2 separate regions of the Homo sapiens genome follow, and region 1 is linked to region 2. Evidence: chromatin loops called from intact Hi-C (ENCODE). Cell type or tissue: PC-9. All regions are shown on one strand.

Region 1 (8,000 bases), 570 kb before region 2:
TGCCTCCTTGTCTTCCTCTAATGGAGACACACTTGGTTCTCTCCCCTGCCCTTATTTATGTTACTCACAACCACAGTATCACTATGCGGTAACTGTTACAACTGTCTAAGTTTTCTTTCTTTCTTGAGTCTTATACTAAAATTTCCGCCCACTTGTTGGACCTATCCTCACAGATGTTTTAGCTACACTTAAATTTAACTTCCCCCTGGAAAAACTGTTTTTTCAAATGAAATCTGTTCTTCCTTCAGTGGTTATGGCATCGCTTTCCCACTTAAGCAGGTCCTAGGCAACATCATCATTTTTGACTGTGCCCCAGCCCATTGCTTGCTCTCTATGTAGTATTAGATTACGTTCAGCCTCCCTACGTATTGTAAGTTGGGTCTAAATGTTTCTCTGTACATGGTGTAAATGAAAAAAGTATCTGAGACAGGTCTCAATCAATTTAGAAGTTCATTTTGCCAGGGTAAAGGACATGCTTGAAAGAAATAAACATGGAATCACAGAAACAGTCTGCAGTCTGTGCCTTTCTGCAAAGATGACTTTGAGGGTTTCTTTTTTTGAGACAGAGTTTCACTCTTGTTGCCCAGGCTGGAGTGCAGTGGTGTGAACTCGGCTCACTGCAACCTCTGCCTCCTGGGTTCAAGTGATTCTCCTGCCTCAGCCTCCCGAGTAGCTGGGATTACAGGCGCATACCACCATGCCTGGCTAATTGTATTTTTAGTAGAGACGGCCTTTCTTCATGTTGGTCAGGCTGGTCTCGAACTCCCAACCTCAGGTGATCCGCCTGCCTTGGCCTCCCAAAGTGCTGGGATTACAGGTATGAGCCACCACACCTGTCCGAGGGTTTCAATACTTAAAAGGGAAGGGTGGGCTGGAGATGAAAGAGAGAGGGTATGGTCCCATTACCGGATCCACATGTTCAGGAGAAAGGGAGCACGTGGGCGAATAGTCACTGATATTTTCGTCTTGTGCTCAGTAAATTGCCACCTTATATAAGATAAGGTAACCCTAGAGTAGCTACCAGTGAAGGAGATATTTAACCTTTTGTCTGTAGCTGTCTGAGTAAGAACAAAAGGAAAGGCAGCTTGTTGTATGACTCAGCTTTCAGCTTAACTTTTTTCCTATGGCAGAGTGAATTGGGGTCCTATGTTTTTATTTTCTTTTCACAATTGTGAACTGTGACCTAACGGGATGTGTCAACAGTCTGTCACCTTCTCTCTCTCTTTATTATTATTATTATTATTATTATTTTGAGACAGAGTTTCACTCTTGTTGCCCAGGCTGGAGTGCAGTGGCGCTCTCTTGGCTCTCTGCAACCTCCACCTCCTGGGTTCAATCAATTCTCCTGCCTCAGCCTCCCCAGTAGCTGGGATTACAGGTGCGTGCCATGGCTGGCTAATTTGTGTCATTTTTAGTAGAGATGGGGTTTTGCCATGTTGGCCAGGCTGGTCTCGAACTCCTGACCTCAGGTGATGCACTTGCCTTGGCCTCCCAAAGTGCTGGGATTACAGGTGTGAGCCACCATGCCTGGCCTGTCACTTACTCTTATAGTTTCAGCCAACTGCATGTAGCCAACTGTTCAAACTGTGTTCAAAGAAGGCAGAGGCCGAGGTGTAATCCATCCAGCTGTACCTCACTTCCATTTTCCATATGTCACTGTCCTTTTTCTGTGCATTAAATCCAACCATGTGGCTGCTCTGGAGTCATTCTGAACCTATTCTGGTTCCAGGGCTGCCTGATTCTTGAATTGTTCTTAGCTCAATTGAACTCTGTTAAATATGATTTGTTTAAAGTTTTTATTTTAATAGAAGAATGAATTCCATCAATTCTACTTTGGTAATGTGTCCAGAACACATTCCCTTCTTTCTCTTCAACTATTCTCCCCTTCACCAGTGCACTGGGGTCTAAATGCTCTTCTGCTTTTCGTTTTGTCTTCCTGACCCAACCGACCCACTACTCTCCGACTGAACCTTCTGAAGCACAGCTTGGATTACCCTGCTCCTTCGCTCAAAGCTTTAATGATTCCCCATCGCCTGAACCTAAGGCCCAAACTCCTGTGTGTGGCACGCAGAGACTGTCCCAGCAAGCTCTGACTCAAACTTCTCTTCCATTCTTCACTGTCATTGTGTGCGTTCCATTCCAACCAGACTTGCCCCCGTTTCCCAGCATATCCTTTTTCCTCCATGATCATGTGATGTGTGGGGGCCACGGCCATTGGTCCCCTCAAGGTTTGCTGGAAAATCACTGGCATGAGGCAGATTGATTAACAGGAGAAAATGCAAACAAATTTGTTTAATGTGTATATACGGGAGCCTTCAGGATGAAGACTCAACTGTTACCGGAAAGGGGTCCTGATCCAGACCTCAAGAGAAGGTTCTTGGATCTCGCATAAAAAACAATTCAGGGTAAGTCCACAGGGCAAAGCAAAAGCAAGTTTATTAAGAAAGTAAAGTGGTGAAAGAGCGGCTACTCCATAGACAGAGGAGGATGGTCCCGAAAGTAAGAGGAGGAACCTGTCTACCCTAGGTATAATACTTGTTTATATATAATATTAAATCATCATGGGAGATATGCTCTGCTACAAGGATTTGTGATAAAGGATTAATTTTCTAATTACTATATTTTGCAAAAATTGATATTATTATCATTAAAGGAAAATTAGGAATGCTTCTGTTCTCAAGATATCGGGATATCAGGACACTCCTAAGTCTGCCTCTATTTAGTAAACATTAATTATCTGTTTCCTTGACCATAAACATCTAGAGACTACGAATATCTAACTTTCTGGGAATGCAGCCCAGCAAGTCCCAGCCTCATTTTCTAGCCCTCACTCAAGATGGAGTCGCTCTGGTTTGAACACCTCTGACACAACTTTCCAAAGAGGTACAGGAACTTATGTCCTATCTTGAGGCCACAGTAAAGAGGGCAGACTCGGAGCAGGGCCAGAAACAGGTTATGTTGGTCAATGAAGTTGAGTGGCAAGACTGTTGATGAGAGGGAGAGAGGAAGAGGCTTGGCTAGCACAGGTGGCCTTGTTATGTAGATGAAGTCTCCCTCAGAGAGAATAGATAGTAAATGCTTCTTTTAGACTTTCAAGGGTCAGAATCCCAACCTCTCCTGGATCTGGGTAAGATAAAGGAAGTGGGGTGGGGTTATGGCTGCATTCATAGAGATCCTCTACAGATGCAAAATTTCCCCCCAAAAGCCCCAACTTTGCAAGGCCACTTCCATTTGCTGGCCTAGTGGCAGTCATTTTAAAAAAAAATGTTAAATGGCTGGATGCAGTGTTTCACACCTGTAATCCCAGCACTTTGGGAGGCCGAGGCGGGTGGATCATGAGGTCAGGAGTTCAAGACCAGCCTGGCCAAGATGGTGAGACCCCTCCGTCTCTACTAAAAATACAAAAAAATTAGCCGGGCATGGTAGTGGGCATCTGTAATCCCAGCGACTTGGGAGGCTGAGGCAGGATAATTGCTTGAACCCAGGAGACGGAGGTTGCAGTGAGCCAAGGTCATGCCACTGCACTCCAGCCTAGGCGACAGAGCAAGACTCCGTTTCAAAAAAAAAAAAAAAAGTTAAATATTTTGGGGTAAAATATTTTAATTTCCTGCAGATGTAATTCCTACTTTAGAGCCCAGTTCTATTGTTACCTGCTCCATGAAACTTCCAGAATCTTCCTCCTTGTGTCCTCTCTGAGCTCCCAGAGCACCTGTCTGCTCCACCCCAGGGTTTATGGACAGTGGAGACACACCATGAAATGTCTCACTGCATTGAAAATTTGTAGTAAGTACTCACTGATGAAAAAAATGTTTAATGTGTATGTCCTACGTAGTGCCTTACATTTTTATTAGGCTTTTACTAAGTATTTAACATTTATTGGCCAGGTGCAGTGGCTCATGCCTATAATCCCAGCATTTTGGGAGGCCAAGGAGAGAGGATCACTTGATCCCAGGAATTCGAGACCAGCCTGGGCAACATAGTGAGACCCTGTCTCTGCTTAAAAAAAAAAAAAAAATTAGCCAGGCGTGGCATGCAACTTTGGTCCCAACTATTTGGGAGGATGAGGTGGGAGGACCACACGAGCCCAGGATGTTGAGGCTGCAGTGAGCCGTGATTGCACCACTGTGCTACAGCCTGAGCAACAAAACAAGACTGTCTCAAAGAAATAAAGTAAAATAAAATAAAATTTATTCTTCAACGTACATGTGTTGTTTCTCTGTTCAGCCACTGGAGGGCACTAGTGAAGTCCTTAAATAACTGATCCACTGTTGAGATGAGTTTTTCATGCTCTAGAGGTTGTGTGTGTGTGTGTGTGTGTGTGTGTGTGTGTGTGTGTGTGTGTGTGTGTGTGTGTACATGAGTACTGACGCATCGAGAAAAATACTATTTATAGATTTTCTTTTGTTTTTAAAAGTTAATAATCTACTAAAGATAATAACCACAGTCTTTCTTAAGGTTTTGCATTCAGCTTGTGAATCTTATTATTCATAAGCCTAGAAAATTTGTATAATCACTTTTAAAGGGAATACACATGAATTTTGGGTCTCTTTTACAGTCTTAGATAAATGCTCTTAAATATTTTAGGTTGCCTATAAATTTAATATATTCTATTTTCTTTTGAGGGTTTTGACAAACTTTCCCAAGTACTGTAAATAATTCTTTAAAAATCTAATAAATTAAACTATACCTATGGTAATTAAGTACTCTTCACTGTTCTAAAGCTGTCTACAAGTGATTAAGATTTGTACTTAAGATCACAAGTGTAAATTTATTGACAACATTTACACTTCTAAAATTGGAATTACATGGCTGACTACGATTGTATTAGGCCAAACACTCTTAAATATTATAAACGCTGTATTTGAAATGCCAAGTTGGCACAGCTTCCTTATCACAGCAGCTTCAGTACATCCTTATTTAATGGATTCACTTACAATTATTTATTGAGCACCCATCACGTGCTCGTCACAGTTCCAGACATGGGGGACACAGCATTGAACAAAACAGAAGAAACCCCAGTCCTCATGGAGTTTATGTTGTAGTGAAAGACAATAAACACTATAAGGTAGTAAATTATACCACAGGTTAAAAGATGGCAGGTGCTCTTGGGGAAAAGTAGAGGACACTAAGAGGGAATGGATTGCAGCTTCAAAAAAGTGGGCATTGTAGCCTCCAAAGAAAGCAGCTTTGACAAGGACTTCAAGGGAGTGACAAGGGAGGCAGCAGATATTTGAGGAGAGAACATTACTAGTAAGAGGAACTATTAGAGGAGTTCAAACCAGACCGACTCCATCCTGAGTGAGCGCTAGGAAAATGAGGCTGGGACTTGCTGGGCTGACTCCCAGAAAGTTGGGTATTCCTGGCCTCAAGATGTTTATGGTTAAGGGAACAGATTGATAACATTTACTAAACAGACTCAGACTTGGGAGTGTCCTGATGTCCTGATATCTTGAGAACAGAAGCATGCCTAAGTTTGCTTTAAATATAATAATATTGATTCTTGCAAAAAATAGTAATTAAGAAAATTAATCCTTTATCACAAACCCTTGTAGCAGGGGACATCCCCCCAATCTTCTTTTGTCCTATATATAAACTAGCATTGTACCTAGGGGGGACAGGTTCCTCCTCTTACTTTCGGGACCATCCTACTCTGTCTATGGAGTAGTTGCTCTTTCAATTCCTTTGCTTTGGCCCTTGGACTTGCCCTGGGTTCTTTTCTGCATGAGATCCAAGAACTCTCTATTGGGGTCTGAATCAGGATCCCTTTCTGGTAACAGAACCAGCAATGAAGATTTAGAAGGGGGAGCCACGGAGGGAGAAGGAAAGCAGTGGAGTGTCCTGGAAGCCCAGTTGGAAAAAAGTCTATCCAGGAGGAGGTCATGGTCGTGGTCCCATGTGTTACAGGATACTCCTAAGTCATGTGAGTGAGGGCTGGGGCTTGGGTGCTGGATTTAGGCTGACCTTGAAGAGAGGGTTCAGTGGAATGATAGGGATGCAAGCCGGATTAATGGGGGTTGAATGGAGAGAGAAAGAAGAGAGTATAGAGAAATTGTCAGAGCGTTGCTGTAAAAGAAGGCAGAGTAACGTGCTACTCTCTGGAAGAGGCGATAAGTCAAGAGTTGTTGGCTGGGTGCGGTGGCTCACACCTGTCATCCCAGCACTTTGGGAGGTGGATGCGTGAAGATTGCTTGAGCCCAGGAGTTTGAGACCAGCCTGAGCAACATAGTGGGACCCTGTCTCCATTTTTATTTTTTAAAAAGTATTGTTTCTAGCATTGGAGAAAGAAAAATGGGTTTGCTTGCTAGTGTGAATGATGCAGAGGGGGAGGTGGCATCAAAGATGTGGGAGGAAGACAGAAAGGTTGTTGGATCCATGTCTTAAGTGGGTGAGAGGGGATGGGAACTTAGAGTGTGACACAGAGGTTGTCCCTACACAGATGCACGGACAATTCAACTAACTCAATAGGAAGGAAGGCAGAGTGTGTGAGTACAGGTGCTCTCCGGGCGAAGACACGGTGGTGAGGTTTCTGTGAAATCGTGCTTCTGAAACACCCCATTTTCTTAATGAAAAGGGAGTAAAGTCAGCAGCTGAGGTTGGAAAGGGAAGGATATACTAGAGGTCTGCGGAGAGAAGAAAATGAGTGAAAGTCTAAGAAGTAGGGGCAGGAGTGGTGAAGGAAGCGTGGTGTAAACGCTGGGCCATCTGAAGAGCCCATCTGAGGAGTCCAGTGAGGATTCTAAGGAGAGATCAGTCTGTGTGTGTGTGTGTGTGTGTGTGTGTGTGTGTGTTGTGTGTATGGTGTGGTATGTGTATGTCTGTGATATATGTGGATGTGTGGTATGTGTGTGTGGTGTGTGTGGTGTGTGGTGTGTGTGGTGTGTGTGTGTGGTGTGGTGTGTGTGGTGTGTGGTTGGTGTGTGGTGTGTGTGTGGGGTGTGTGTGTGGTGGGTGTGTGTGGTGTGTGTGGGGTGTGTGGGGTGTGTGGTGTGTATGCGTGGGGTGTGTGTGTGGTGTGTGTGGTGTGTGTGTGGGGTGTGTGGTGTGTGGTGTGTGTGTGTGGTGTGTGTGGGGTGTGTGTGGGGTGTGTGTGGGGTGTGTGGTGTGTGTGGGGTGTGTGGTGTGGTGTGTGGTGTGTGTGGTGTGTGTGGGGTGTGTGGTGTAGTGTGTGCGTGGGGGGTGTGTGTGTGGTGTGGGGGGTGTGTGTGTGTGGTGTGTGGTGTGTTGTGTGTTGTGTGCATGTGTGTGGTGTGTGTGTGTGGGTTTTAAGCTGTGTTAAGCTTCAGGGTTCAAGGGCAGAATAATGGCGTGTTTGAATGAATAAAACAAGGCAAATGTGGAACGAGGGAATCTCAGGTGTGCACAGTGAGGGATGATAAAATCCACTCTGGCATTTAGACGGGCAAGGAGGGAAGAGAGGTCGGGACGTGGCGGGAGGGATGGTGGATGGTGAAAAGGTAGCAGGATCCGTGGATTATTGGCTTCGGGGAGGTTGGGAGATGGTTGGAGTTGCTGTCCTAGGAAGGGTGAGCTGGAAAGACAGGACATGGTGGTCAGAAAGTTTGTGACTTGTAATGACAAAGTCATGGGAGCGAGTGGTGAGGCAGGAGGCAGGTCAGGGTCATGGGAGTGGAAATGTTTAAGGAGCTGAGAGGCCAGGTGTGGGAGAGGTCATCTACACGTGTACTGAGATTACCACAGATTAAGACAGGAGCCCCGTGAGCGAGATTGACGAGCCAAGAGCTAAAGTGACAGAGACATGAGGTGCTGTGGGAGACCGAGGTGGGTGGAGACATGAGGTGCTGTGGGAGACCGAGGTGGGTGGAGACATGAGGTGCTGTGGGAGACCGAGGTGGGTGGAGACATGAGGTGCTGTGGGAGACCGAGGTGGGTGGATCACTTGAGCCCAGGAGCTCAAGACCAGCCTGGGCAACATGGCAAGACCTCGTCTCTACAAAAAATAGAAAAATTAGCCAGGTGTGGTGGTACACGCTCGAAGTCCC
Region 2 (8,000 bases):
CTAATATTAGATAATATTAGATAATAATATTGTTGATATTATATGTCAGCTTTTATAGCTCATAGTCAAATTTACAACAATTCAATCTCAGATGTCTAGAATATATTTGTCCTTTCTGTAAATGATTTGCATCTTTTCATAAAATCTTAGTTTGAACTACCCAGATATGCCTTCTTGTTTTAGGGTGCTTCAAATGTCTTGGGCAAGAATTTAGGAGAATAATATAAATGATAAAGATGTAAACAAATGAACAATTACCACATTCTTTATAATGAAAGAATTGAAACTCTAGATGACAAGAAGATGGTATATATATGAGTAAATGTTAAAGCCCCGTCGTGTACACATGAGAATGTGGAAGGAAAGGGTCTTGTCCCCCTCGATGGGGACACACAGGGGATAGCAACTTGCCAATCTCAGACTGTGCAGGCACGTACCCTTCGAAGCAGCAGTTCCTCTGCATTATAGCACTGTGTGACACAGAGAAAAAAATAGGAACAAATGATGTGTCTGTAGCAAGGCTGCTTCTGGAGGTATTAATTTATGCATCTCTCCTCTCTCTGCTTCTCCTTCTTCCCTCTTCCTTTATTTCCTCCTGGAGTTGGGCCTTACAGCTCCTTGTCTGAGGGATCTGGGCAGGGAAGGCAGCAGAAGCTTCCAGAAGACAAAGGCTCTTCAGGCCAAGTGCCCTGGATACAGGGTGAAGAGAAGGAGCTTTGGAAAGAAAGATCTGAGGGTAAAGCCTGCAATGCCTCTCCTGGACCCAAGGATGGGTGAGTGACTGCTCTCTGGCCAAATGGCTGCTGCTTCATCCCTTGGTGAGAGGCACTCAGAGGGACGACTCGCAGCCTCAAGGAGGACGCCCTGTTCCTCTGGCCCAAAAGCAGCGAGAGCCTGATAACCGGGAGACAAGAGCAGGGGCCATCCACCTTCAGCAGGGACTGGCTATCCAACTGGCTTCTTCACCAGCCTGGTTGGAATTAAGTCCACTGGAAGGAAACAACAACTATTTTTAATATTAATTTAAGTTGTTTTTTTGTTTTGTTTTGTTTTGTTTGAGACGGACTCTTGCTCTGTCGCCCAGGCTGGAGTGCAGTGGCACAATCTTGGCTCACTGCAAGCTCTGCTTGCCGGGTTCACGCCTTTCTCCTGCCTCAGCCTCCCCAGTAGCCGGGACTACAGGCGCCTGCCACCACGCCCAGCTAATTTTTTGTATTTTTAGTAGAGATGGAGTTTCACCATGTTAGCCAGGATGGTCTCGATCTCCTGACCTCGTGATCCGCCCACCTTGGCCTCCCGAAGTGTTGGGATTACAGGTGTAAGCCACTGCGCCTGGCCTTAAGCTTTTACATTGGAATTTGTTTTGCCTTAAATTGGAAGAATAAAGACTGATTGGATGAATTGTGGAATCTATAGAAGGGAATATTCTGCCACTACTGAAATCCATGTGGTGCAGCCACACATGCTGATAGGGAAAGTGTCCAAGGTCCCACATTCAGTGAAAAAGCAAGACGTGTGATATGGTTTGGCTTTATGTCCCCACCCAAATCTCATGTTGACTTGTAATTCCCAGTGTTGGGGGAGGGACCAGGTGGAAGGTGATTGCATCATGGGGGCAGATTCCCCCTTGCTGTTCTCGTGATAGTGAGTTCTCATGAGATCTGATGGTTTAAAAGTGTGTGACAGTACCCGCTTCCCTCTCTCTCTCTCCTGATCGGCCATGTTAAGATGTGCTGGCTTCCCCTTTGCCTTCTGCCAAGGTTGTAAGTTTCCTGAGGCCTCCCCACCCATGCAGAACTGTGAGTCAATTAAACCTCTTTTCTTCATAAATGACCCAGTGTCAGGTAGTCATTTATAGCAGTGTGAGAACAATTAATACAACGTGGAATTTGATAAATATGATACATACATTCAAACACTTAATATACTGTATATACATACACACACATATACACATATGCATACATATACAAACATACACATATGTAAATACACACATACATACATACAAATACACAGACATGGGCACATAGACATACACACAAAGATGTACTCACAGACACACAAATACACAGACACAAGTACACAGACACACACACATATACTGTATACACACACGTGCATACACATATGTAATATGCATACACATACACAGAGACACAAATAAACACAAATAGACACACATACATACACCCACATAGACACACTCACCCCAAAGACACATACACATTCATATACACACACACACCCCATCTATCTATCCATCTATGTGCTCCATATGCACAGAGAATTTTGCAGTAAATGAGAAATGTAACAGTGATTACCTACGGGAGGGAGCAGTAAAGCATAAGACAATTTTTAAAATGCTGCATGTTGTGAGACTTTTAAAACACACATGTCTTAATTTATGATTTTTAAAAACGGTTTATAAATGGAAGAAATGTGAGAAAAGACATTTTTATATTTACTTGCACAGGCAAAAAATGTAAAGCCAACATATTTTTCGGAGCCTCATTTTCTAAATAATTATCTTCTTATTGATTATTTATAGATTGATTCAGAGAAAAATCACAAATTGTAAATCAAGTTGATTAGGATGTACTTCACTTGAGCTTTGGAAATATTTTGTGAATTCATTAATTTATAAATAAAATTGAGGGAAAATAATGGTATAATTAAAAATAGTTCCTACATGTTAGTGGACAACTTGCCTTCTAAGTTAGGACTTCAAAGTTGGTGAAACCCTTGTGCGCTTTATAGATTGGTTCTTCCTGCCCTCTGGTGGCCATTAATCGTTCCTACATATTAGTGGACAACTTGCCTTCTAACGGAGGACTTCAAAGTTGGTGAAACCCTTGTGCGCTTTATAGATTGGTTCTTCCTGCCCTCTGGTGGCCATTAATCGTTCCTACATATTAGTGGACAACTTGCCTTCTAACGGAGGACTTCAAAGTTGGTGAAACCCTTGTGCGCTTTATAGATTGGTTCTTCCTGCCCTCTGGTGGCCATTAATCGTTCCTACATATTAGTGGACAACTTGCCTTCTAACGGAGGACTTCAAAGTTGGTGAAACCCTTGTGCGCTTTATAGATTGGTTCTTCCTGCCCTCTGGTGGCCATTAATCGTTCCTACATATTAGTGGACAACTTGCCTTCTAACGGAGGACTTCAAAGTTGGTGAAACCCTTGTGCGCTTTATAGATTGGTTCTTCCTGCCCTCTGGTGGCCATTAATCGTTCCTACATATTAGTGGACAACTTGCCTTCTAACGGAGGACTTCAAAGTTGGTGAAACCCTTGTGTGCTTTATAGATTGGTTCTTCCTGCCCTCTGGTGGCCATTGCTCAAAATGCAGACAGAGCTGTGTGGAGGTGAAACAATGAAACTTTTTTTGTTTTTTCGCTTTGTTTTGTTTTGTTTTTGAGACGAAGTTTCGTTATAGTCACCCAGGCTGGAGTGCAATGGTGCAATCTCGGCTCACTGCAACCTCCGCCTCCCGGGTTCAAGCGATTCTTCTGCCTCAGCCTCCCGAGTAGCTGGGATTACAGGCGCCTGCCACCATGCCCAGCTAATTTTTGTATTTTTAGTAGAAACGGGGTTTCACCACGTTGGCCAGGCTGGTCTTGAACTCCTGACCTCAGGTGATTCGCCCGCCTTGGCCTCCCAAAGTGCTGGGATTACAGGCATGAGCCACTGCACCTAGCACAATGAAACTATTAATACAGCCCAGGCAGTGACTCACAGAAGCCTGAGAAATCCTCTCAATTTCCTCATTTTAATTTTGCAACATAATCTTGCTATCTTGATTAGTCTCACTCGATATTACTGACATAAAATCGAATTATGCCATCTCAAGTATTTCAGTTATATATTAAATTATCGAAAGCTACAGTAATTTTCTGTAAAACTTTTACATGTATAGTATATTGTTAGACCTTACCACAATAAGGGGTGTTTTGCAAATAAGAAAATAAAAACACTTTTAAGTGAACTTATTTTTTTTCTTACTGTTAGGTAAGTCCTTTAAATATTCTATATTTTTGTTTCACATTACCACTCCGTATGTTCTGTCAAGTGTACACTTACTATTCAGATTCCACGAGGAATAGAGTGACTCCGAGGGAGGCTGGTACACTTAGTAAGTGGCAGGCCCAAGGGTTGGAAAACAATCTGGCTCCTGAGTTTGTGTCTAAGCTTTCCTTCTTTTAAAAATCCATAGGGTTAATTGTGAAGTAATTTTTAAGCATTTAACTAGAATGTGTTGATAATGTGCAACTTGTAAAATCTTATAAGATACAATTTTTGTTTAAGGCAATGTTTGTTTACCTTTTTTTTTTTTTTTTTTCCTGAGACAGAGTCCTGCTCTGTTGACCAACCTGGAGTGTAGTGATGGGAGCTCTGCTCACTGCAACCTCTGCCTCCCGGTTTAAGCCTTTCTCGTGCCTCAGCCTCCCGAGTAGCTGGGATTACAGGAGCATGCCACCAAGCCTGGCTAATTTTTGTATTTTTAGTAGAGACGGGGTTTCACCATGTTGGTCAGCCTTGTCTCAAACTCCTGACCTCAAGTGATCCACCTGCCTTGGCCTCCCAAAGTGCTGGGATTTCAGGCGTGAGCCACTGTGCCCGGCTGGTTTACCGTATTTTTTAATACACTAATATGTGTTAGCCTCAAAGACCTAGTTTCTTCTATAAAGTTTATAAACCAGGCTTCATGATTTTAGGGGAGATGACTTTTTAGAATATCTAAAAGGAGATGTTTCATTTTTTAAACCAAAATTTAGAAGCAGAAGCTACCTGGCACTAGTGTCCTTTTATCCATCATGAAAGTCTAGTCCCTTTGGTAGGGGACAAATGGATGCTTGTGGCTCAAGAGAAAGTAAACCCTGAGAAAGAGTTACTGAGTTAGAGTATGGTTTCAGATAAAAACGGTGATTAACTTCAGAAGATTTTTTTTATAATTATGGAACTCCAGACTAAACATTCTTAGGGTTTCTGGTCCAAAAGAGCTTCATTAAAAAAATATATATATATATACTTGGACATTCCACTGATCGCCGCTGTTTCAGGTGGGGTCATTTTAAGCTGTTAGTCATCTCTGGACCAGTCGCTGTGATCATTCCAAATGATTTCCCCCTTGAATTTCAATGACATCTATGCTGGGCTCAAGGGCTCATGCCTGTAATGCCAGCACTTTGAGAGGCCAAGGTGGGTTGATCACTTGAGACCAGGAGTTTGAGACCAGCCTGGCCAACGTGGCAAAATCCTGTCTCTACTAAAAATACAAAAAAAAAAAAATTAGCTGGGCACGTTGGCTCATGCCTGTAATCCCAGCTACTCTGGAGACTGAAGCACGAGAATTGCTTGAACCCAGGAGGCAGAGGTTACAATGAACCGAGATGACACCACTGCACTCCAGCCTGGGCAACAGAGTAAGACTGTCAAAAAAAAAAAAAAAAAGAAGAAGTCAATGACATTTGGCTTATGTATGCAACTCATACAGTGCTGACTTTAAACAGCCAGTACAGTAGGAGAAAGGGAACGACCCCCAAGAACTAGAGAAGAATCATCATCGCATAGGAGTTAAGCACATAAGCCCCATGTGTAACGGACCAGGTCAGGTGCTTGCTGAGTCACCAGTGATGCATCTGGAGATGTGTGACTCCCTGCAGCATCAAAGCAACTCCTGGGAAGTCTCACGGAGGCAGAAGAGAGACTCAGTTATAAATGCAAATGCTAAATCTGGCCGGCTGTACTGCCTATGTGAAGACCATATTAAAATAACCAGGCAACTTTTTTGATGTTAATTTAATAATAACAGCTATGCAAAATACTTAAAAACCAACTGTTTCAATTCAAGCAAGTCCCACTTCCACCCTAGGGGTGGGGTATTCTTTTTAACCCGACTTTCATGATGGATAAACCAAGGCACAGAGAAGTTCAGTAACTTTTCCAGGACTCCAGTCTCGTAAGTGACAGGGAGGACGGACTCCTGGGTCCACCCTGGCATAGAAGCATACTGTGTTATCTGTGTAACGGCCCGCCTGCCGGTGCTGCAAGCTCCCGAGGATGGGAAATGTGTGTTACCTTTCCACCGGAGGCCCAGCACCTTCATCACTGCTGCTTTCCTAGCACAGTGTGTTTGTTGGTGTGGAGGAGTGTTTAGAAGGCAGGAATTTGCTCTTTTTTTTTTACATAGCACTGCCCTGGAGACAGGGACCAGATCTTCAAGAGGGAACATTATTTATTCATCATCGATTATGGTTGCAGTGTGAAACAGAAAGAATACAGACACAAAATACACAGTACCTGCTCTCACAGGCCTCACATCTTCTTAAGATGACAGAGTGATATTAATTTTAAGATAAAATTCTTATTTAAAGGCTGGCTTCCATATTAATCCTAAATGAGTGTGGGCTTCATATTGGAGTTTCAAAATACAGGAATCAAAAGCTGATAGAACTGAAAAGGGGAAATAAGTCTGCAATTCTAGCTAGAGATTTCAACACAGTAATGGATAGAATCAGTGCCTAGACAATCTGTGGAAAGACAGAAGAGCTGGACAACTCTACCCTGCCCGGGACATTAGTGACCACACCCAATTGAAGCAAATACACATTCTGCTCACAGGCATTTGGGACATTCACCAAGAGAGAAGAGAACACATTCTGGGCCATAAAATGAATGTGTGTTGGAAAGGATGGAAATTCTGCCACATTCGCACCCCCAGCTGCAAAGCCTCTCTCTGGGTGCAGATGGAGAGAACAAGCCTGCTGTTGGGGTGACAGGCAGCACCTGTGTGCAATTGTACAGGCCTGCACTAAACAATCTCAGAGTGTGCAGGAGAGGAGAAGGTGGTGAGACATGTGGAAGGGGAGCCATCAGCAGGACACAACTCCTTGCAGCAACTGTGGGGCTCAAGAGAGGAGTAACAGCCAGGAATATTCACTGGTTCCTGGCTTGGGTAATGGTGTGGGTTATGATTTAATTCACTAATCATAAAAGTGCAAGGCAAGAGGAAAGATTTGGAATGAGTCTGTGCATCTGTGTCATTGTGTGTGTGTCCATGAGTTTGTGTGTGTTTGTGTGTGTCTCTGTGTGTCTGAGGGTGTCTGTGTGTCTGTGCATGTGTTGGTGTGTGTGTGTATGTGTGTGTCTGTATTTCTGTGCATGTCTGTGTATGAATGTGTGTGTCTGAGTGTGAGTGCATTTGTGTGTGTATAAGTGTGTGTGATTAGTTCAGATTTTCTGTCTTATCTATTGGAGAGAATACCAATTTGAACACAAGTGAGATAGCTCTCCTAGATAAATGGATGTCCAGGTCAAGCGCATTCAGGCGGTGGACAGGCCCAAAGTTGTGAGTGGAGAGTGGGGAGGAAGAAGTGATGGGAGAGGGTCCTGAACACCTCCATTAACAAGGACACTGATGGATGGGCAGAAGCTGAGACCATGAAGCTTGTACTGCAGAACTAGGAAAGGAGAACCCAGTGGAAGGAGTTTGGCAGGCATTACTGGTCGTCCACTCAACAAGCATTGCTCCTCCATCCACACTGGCAGAACCTGGCCACCCCTTTCTTCGTGAATCAGGACAGTCCTGATGAGCGTAAGCCTGTCCTGTGGTCCCCTTCCCTATTGGATTGAATCATTTAGAGGGGGGAATGGCTCCTAAGCCCAAATAGGACTTTTTCTACTTAGGAACTCATAAGCTAAGGGGAGTCTTTTCTTTTTAGGCTGTGAATCATTTATGCTGGGACAAGAGGCTGCCGAAGGATTCCTAGAAAATTTTTTCAGGTTCTCAAAGCTGGGGAAGAAACAATTTCCTTGCATTTGGTGGACAGTGATGTGTCTGGTTTTGCTCTTTCCAAACACAGGTACTCTCACACTGTCACATGTCACACACATGCACACAGCACTCTCTGTTTCTATTTCTCTCTATTACTCTTCCTCCCTCCTTCCCTCTTTCTCTTCCTTCCAACTTCCTATGCCTTCTCTCAAACACACACAC

Evidence for each region. Hi-C counts contacts between places; a loop is a spot of excess contacts. Peaks named below come from ENCODE experiments on the same cell type or tissue, not always from the same donor. Only the 100,000 strongest peaks of a DNase experiment are listed, where the experiment ranks them.
Region 1: a loop joins it to region 2, with 7 times the contacts of the local background. A loop is called at or near these places in 18 of 110 quality-filtered maps.

The regions. Positions count from the first base shown.
Region 1 is chr10:5,380,437-5,388,436 of GRCh38, reverse strand. No RefSeq gene overlaps it. Among named protein-coding and RNA genes, the nearest start is that of UCN3, 19 kb to the right of the region's middle. RefSeq lists an enhancer at 2,750-3,368. In PC-9, CTCF peaks have their summits at 4,026 and 4,231 (motif pointing right); a DNase peak (open chromatin) is centred at 4,236.
Region 2 is chr10:4,810,776-4,818,775 of GRCh38, reverse strand. No RefSeq gene overlaps it. Among named protein-coding and RNA genes, the nearest start is that of AKR1E2, 11 kb to the left of the region's middle. RefSeq lists enhancers at 3,212-3,261, 2,698-3,345. In PC-9, CTCF peaks have their summits at 2,824 (motif pointing left) and 3,030 (motif pointing left); DNase peaks (open chromatin) are centred at 3,350, 3,751 and 5,635; H3K4me3 peaks cover 540 bases; H3K27ac peaks cover 1,028 bases.